Linked DNA regions of Homo sapiens: region 2 is linked to region 1. Evidence: chromatin loops called from intact Hi-C (ENCODE). Cell type or tissue: mucosa of descending colon. All regions are shown on one strand. Links, peaks and the distances in the headings refer to the core of each region. The heading gives the core; the rest is flanking DNA. Region 1 overlaps KCNJ6 (potassium inwardly rectifying channel subfamily J member 6). Region 2 overlaps KCNJ6 (potassium inwardly rectifying channel subfamily J member 6).

Evidence for each region. A loop is a pair of places that touch in the nucleus more often than their neighbours do. Peaks named below come from ENCODE experiments on the same cell type or tissue, not always from the same donor. Only the 100,000 strongest peaks of a DNase experiment are listed, where the experiment ranks them.
Region 2: a loop joins it to region 1, with 4 times the contacts of the local background. A loop is called at or near these places in 1 of 110 quality-filtered maps.

What each region holds. Positions count from the first base shown.
Region 1 is chr21:37,685,744-37,688,660 of GRCh38, forward strand. All of the region lies in intron 3 of KCNJ6 (potassium inwardly rectifying channel subfamily J member 6), which reads right to left. The region is part of intron 1 of KCNJ6-AS1 (KCNJ6 antisense RNA 1); the gene reads left to right. Among named protein-coding and RNA genes, the nearest start is that of KCNJ6-AS1, 170 kb to the left of the region's middle. In mucosa of descending colon, for the core only: no CTCF peak of the experiment used is centred there; a DNase peak (open chromatin) is centred at 1,482.
Region 2 is chr21:37,743,456-37,746,372 of GRCh38, forward strand. The region is part of intron 2 of KCNJ6 (potassium inwardly rectifying channel subfamily J member 6); the gene reads right to left. Among named protein-coding and RNA genes, the nearest start is that of KCNJ6, 170 kb to the right of the region's middle. In mucosa of descending colon, for the core only: no CTCF peak of the experiment used is centred there; no DNase peak of the experiment used is centred there.

The DNA.
Region 1 (2,917 bases), core at 153-2,652:
TATTTGTAACAAAAAAAGTAGAAAGCTGTCTATAATATTCTCTAGAGCACTAGTTATAGAAATGATCGTATGTCCATCAAATAAAGTATTATTTTGCAATTTAAAAAGAACAAGTTAATGTGTTAATAAAGATTTGTGGTATATGTTAAATTAATAAAAAGCAGTTGACCATATACAAAATCATCCACTTCCATTTGTGTAACACAATAGGAATATGTATGAATACATGTTACAATATACCTGAAGAGGCATAGAACGTTTCCAGAAAGGCACCCAAGTGACAGTGAGCACGGCTTCTATCCAAGCAGAGGGACTGCAGAACAGAGGATGGAAAGGGATGTATTTTTCATTATCTATCCTTTATACCATTTGAATGTCTTATCCTGTGCAAGCATTACTTTTAATGTAAAAACACCCAAATTAAAATTTAAAAAATGAGGAACAGAAGATTAATCCTTCTCTGTGGACAAAGAAGGATTTGCTGTGGGGTACTCATACGTGCTCTCTTGATACCCGGTTGAGGAGGGGGACAGGTGAAATCTAATTTCTTTAGACTGAAGCAGATGGAGGGAGACTCATCACTCCAGTCCAACTGGCTGTGAAGGTGGAGGAAGCTAGTGTCTGGGAAGGAGAGAATGCCTATGATTGAAAAAATATGTGTTGAAGTTGGTGTTTATAGTTTGCAACCTCCACGCATTCACTCTCCCGGGTGAAGTCTTTTTTTTTTTTTTTTTTTTTTTTGGAGATGGAGTCTTGCTCTGTTGCCCAGGCTGGAGTGCAGTGGTGCGATCTCGGCTCACTGCAATCTCCGCCTCCTGGGTTCAAGTGATTCTCCTGTCTCAGCCTCCTGAGTAGCTGGGATTACAGGCACCCACCATCATGCCTGGCTAATTTTTGTATTTTTGTAGAGACGGGGTTTCAGCATGTTGGCCAGGCTGGTCTTGAACTCCTGACCTCAGGTGATCTGCCCACCCTGGCCTCCCAAAGTGCTGGGATTACAGGCGTGAGCCACCGCGCCCAGCCTCTGTGTGAAGTCTTAATCGGGACACGGGTGGAGACAGGGACCTGTGCATTTATTTGGTCATGGCCTCAAATTCACATGCAGCAGGTGTCAGGATGTAGGCTTGACAGGAAGGAAGGCAGGGGTTGAAAAAATGGAGGGTGGGCAGAGGTGGGGTGGGCTGGGACAAAACCCAGAGAGCACTCTTCTTAAAGGCAGGCAAATTCAGACTTGCAATACACATTCTGCTGAACGAAGCTAATTTCTGAGGAAAGTGAGGCCCAGAGTGGTTAAGTGATTCATGATGGTATCAGGGAGGGCCCTGAGGGTTCTGATCACTCCCAGCACTTGATCCAAAGGCCCCAGGCCCTTGGAGGCATTTCAGTGGCTGGCTTGGGTTAAAACTGCATGACAGGCGCCTCTTAACCTGGGCCTCTTGGGCCTGGAAAATTGGCTGCTGGAAGGGAGAAAGGCTAAGGGTAGCGTCCCAGCCGGTATCTCAGCAACGCGGGGTTACAGGCCGCAGGATGAGTGCTCCAGCTGACCCAGACTCACCACTTTTCAGTTGTCATGCAAGCAAGCAAACACTTCCCAATTCCAGGCCAGAAATCTTTCTAAACTGTGGCAGCCGCTTCCCTTTCTTCACAAGCAGACGGCACTGGGTATAATTTAAGCTTTTTCTTCATGTCTCCGTGCCATCTTGCTGAAACATCAGCTACTGTTCTGTCCTTCAATGCAGACCTGGCCTCAGGAGATTGTAAGGTGGGTAGAAACATTGGCTTTTCTCATAAAGGATTCCAGACAGTGACGTGTTTGGGCTTTTTTTCTTTGATTTATAGCTCTGGGCTTTTTTTCCATTCACTGTCAGACTTGCCTCTTGTTGCTCTCAATGTGCCTGTTTTATAGCAAATCCATCTCCTCCCTTTATTTGCTGCTTTGGTCTCCTCTGGTCTGGGAGACCAGTCAGCTCTGAGCTTGTTAGGATTTCTTATTAGAAAAACAATAAATAAAAAGGACACACCTCTGCTTAGCTTCCAGCATCGGTCTTAGATGCTGGGATGGACTGCACGGGCATTGTGGCATCTTCTGTGATTGCATTTCTCCCCTCAGTTTGGAGTTCTTAGTTGTATTCTAGAGTCTAGATGGATAAAGTTGCTAGATAAACAAGTGCCAGATGATGGAATGGTTTCTTTGTTCTACCAATAGCATATTCAATAACTGTGGATGATTTAAAGTGTTTTTGTTCACTGAGTCCTACCATCTGAGATGGAAGGTGTCCTTCTTATCTGACCTGTTTTAGGCATAAAACACATGAATGAGAAATAGAGAACTCTCTATTTCTATAGCTGATTTTTAAAGAGCTTGGCAGACAGGTGTTTCTTCTTCTTTATTTTTCTCTTATAAGGATAATTTTAGAGCAAAACTGTTCTAACATATTTGAATTATATGTGATGGGATTCCCAGCTCATCTCATTCAAATTCAACCTAAAAAAGAAGCATTACCTGCTAATTCCTTATTAGTAAGCACTTTTTCTAACTTGACATTTTTAGATGTTTGAACCATCTGTCATTTTACAGGCAAATGGAACCTCTTGAGTACTAGAGATACACCCGTATTTTAAAAGCATTTTTTTTTTAAAAAATCTACTACATTCTAGATTCTATGCTATGTTTTTTTTTATCATCTAATTTAATAATCATTGAAACCTAGCCAGGCAGGAATCTCATCAGATAAAGAATATGAGGTCCAGGGAAATCAGATCAGTCAGTCAAGGACACAGCTAATGAGCAGGAGGGACAGGGCATGAGTGAAAGGGCTCTGGACACAAGTCCAGGGCTTTTCCTAGTGAGCCTAACCTTCGTTTTTCAGCTTAATGGGATGTGTGACACAACCCACTGTTGGCCAGGCTTATTCTG
Region 2 (2,917 bases), core at 210-2,709, 58 kb after region 1:
CTGTGATGGTACTAAGAGGTGGAACATTTAAGAGGTGATTAGGCCACGAGGGCTCCCCCCTCACGGATGGATTAATGCTGCTATTGAGAGAGTGGGCTCCTCATAAGAGAATGAGTTTGGCCCCTCTCTTACTTTCTTCCCTCTCACCCTCTCTTACCCTTCCACCTTCTGTCATGAAATGATGCAGCAAGAAGGCCCTCTCCAGATGCTAGCCCCTCCATCTTAGACTTGCAGCCTCCAGAATTGTGAGAAATAAATTTCTGTTCATTATAAATTACCCAATATGCGGTATTCTGTTACAGAAGCTAAAAAAACAAAGACTATGACAGTACTAGACAGAGATACAAACACCTACTTTCCATGGGGAAACCACTTACACCATTAAAAAAACCCCTCAGCGATTACTTTTTAATATGGTCAATAATACTTCTACACACTTTGCCTCCATTATCATACCTCCTATTTATAATCCCACGAAGATTTTTGTGGGGAGTGAAATGTTATATTCATGAAAATGCTTTGAACTTTTTGGAGAAAAATTCACTCTTCCCCAAATCAGTAAGGGAGCCACACTACTCTATCAATAATGGATAGTATATCGCAAGGACAAAAAACCAAACACCGCATGTTCTCACTCATAGGTGGGAATTGAACAATGAGAACACATGGACACAGGAAGAGGAACATCACACACCGGGGACTGTTGTGGGGTGGGGGGAGGGGGGAGGGATAGCATTAGGAGATATACCTAATGCTAAATGACGAGTTAATGGGTGCAGCACACCAACATGGCACATGTATACATATGTAACAAACCTGCACATTGTGCACATGTACCCTAAAACTTAAAGTATAATAATAATAAAATAAAAAAAATGGATAGTATAGGTGTCTATTTTTCCAGATGAGATAAGCTGAGAGGTGACTGGGAAGGAATGCACATGATTTGGAATGCCCTGGAAACAGAAAGAATGAGAGGTCCAGACAGAGAAAAGCTCAGGTTAGGAACGGGTCTCCTCTGGGATTTCCAACCCACCAAGCCATGTCCTCTTGGGAGGAGGAGAAAAGGGCAACAAAACTGGCAGAATCCTTATTCCACAGCCTGTCCCCAAACACCATCTTTCACTGATGGTAATAATTCAAGTAAGAGAAGTGGAGATTAAGTAGTTGCTGAACTAAGGATCAGAGAGCAATAACTGAAGCTTGGCAGGCCTGGTAATTTATCTCCTATGCAATGTTTTTCAGATGTTCCTGAGATATTCAAGTCTAGAGACCAGGCTTATTTGGAGTATGTGTCATAGGGAAGGCAACAGTGGGGGGTGTGTAAGGATTTCACTGAGTTGCAGGAATCACAAATTAGGATGGAGGTTATTTTCAAACCTCTTTATATGGCATATAGTAGGCAGAATAATGGCCCCAACGAGGCCCACATCCTGATCCCGGGAACTGTGGATATGCATGTTACATGTCAAGGAGAAATTATACTTCCAGATGGAATGGAGGTTGTCAGTCAGCTGGAAGATTATCCTAGGTCCTGAAAAGTGGAAGAGGGAGACAGCAGAAGAGAGGGAACCAGGGAGATAGTAGCATAAGAAGGACTTAGCCCAACGTTGCTGGTTTTTTTTTTTTTTTTTTTTTTTTTTTTTTTTTTTTTTGACAGACAGGGTCTTGCTGTGGCCCAGGCTAGAGTTTGGTGGTGCAATTAGGGCTCACGGCAGCCCCTTGACCTCCCAGGCTCAAGTGATACTCCTGCCTCAGCCTTCTGAGTAGCTGGGACCACAGGTGTGCACCACCATAGTCAGCTAGTTTTGTTATGTATTATTTATTTATTTATTTCTATATTTATTGCAGAGATGAGGTATTACTCTGTTGCCCAGGCTGGTCTCAGACTCCTCAGTGCAAGTGAATCCTCCTCCCTTGGCCTCCCCAAATGCTGGGATTACAGAGGTGAGACATCATGCCTGGCCATGGTTGCTGGTTTTGAAGATGTGGGAAGGGGACCATGAGCCAAGGAGTGCAGGTGGCCTGTAGAATCTGGGAAAGGAAAGGAAGTGGATTCCCCCAGAGCTTCCAGAAAGGAACACAGCCCTGATGACACCTTGGCTTTAGCCCAGTGAGACTCCTGTTGGACTTCTGACCTCTAGGATCTTAAGTCAATGCATTTGTGATATTAGTCCAATCAATTTTCAGTAATTTGTTACGGCAGCAAAGGTAAACAAAACAGGAGTAGGCAGATTCCCGTTCAATTCAATTTATACACACTGAACACCTGCTATGTGCCAGATCCTGTGCTAAGAGCTGGGTACAGGGGTGAATAAAGATGCAGCCCCTGCCCTCAAGTCTCACAGCCTTGAAGAAAACACAGGAGCACACACGTCCCACTAGGGCAGCGGAGGCAATTCCAGGATCACGGTGTGTTCGCTGGGGCAGCCGTGACAAAGTACCACCAACTGGTGGCTTAAATAACAAACTTTTGTTTCTCACAGTTCTGAAGGCTGGGAAACCCAAGCTCAAGGTGCCGGCCGGTTCTGTTCCTAATGAGGGCTCTCTTCCTGGCTTGCAGGAGGCCACCTATTCACGCCCACATGGCAGACAGCAAACTCTATCTGTGATCTCTCTTATAAGGGTGCTGACTCCATCCTGAGGGCCCTACCCTTAGGATCCAATTACCTCTCAAAGTCCCCAACTCCCAAATGCCATCACATGGTGGATTAGGATGTCAACATATGAATTTATGGGGAACATAACTCAGTCCATAGCAGATGGGAATGGGGAGATGGTGGACTAACTGTCTTGGGTGAGGTGGGAGCGGGTTAAGGAAAGCAGGAGTGGCAGTCCTTAGGTAGCAAATCAAAGGCCCAGGGATAATCCAGATCTGGGGAACAGAGTAACAAATCATGAGGTTGCAAGAGAGCCC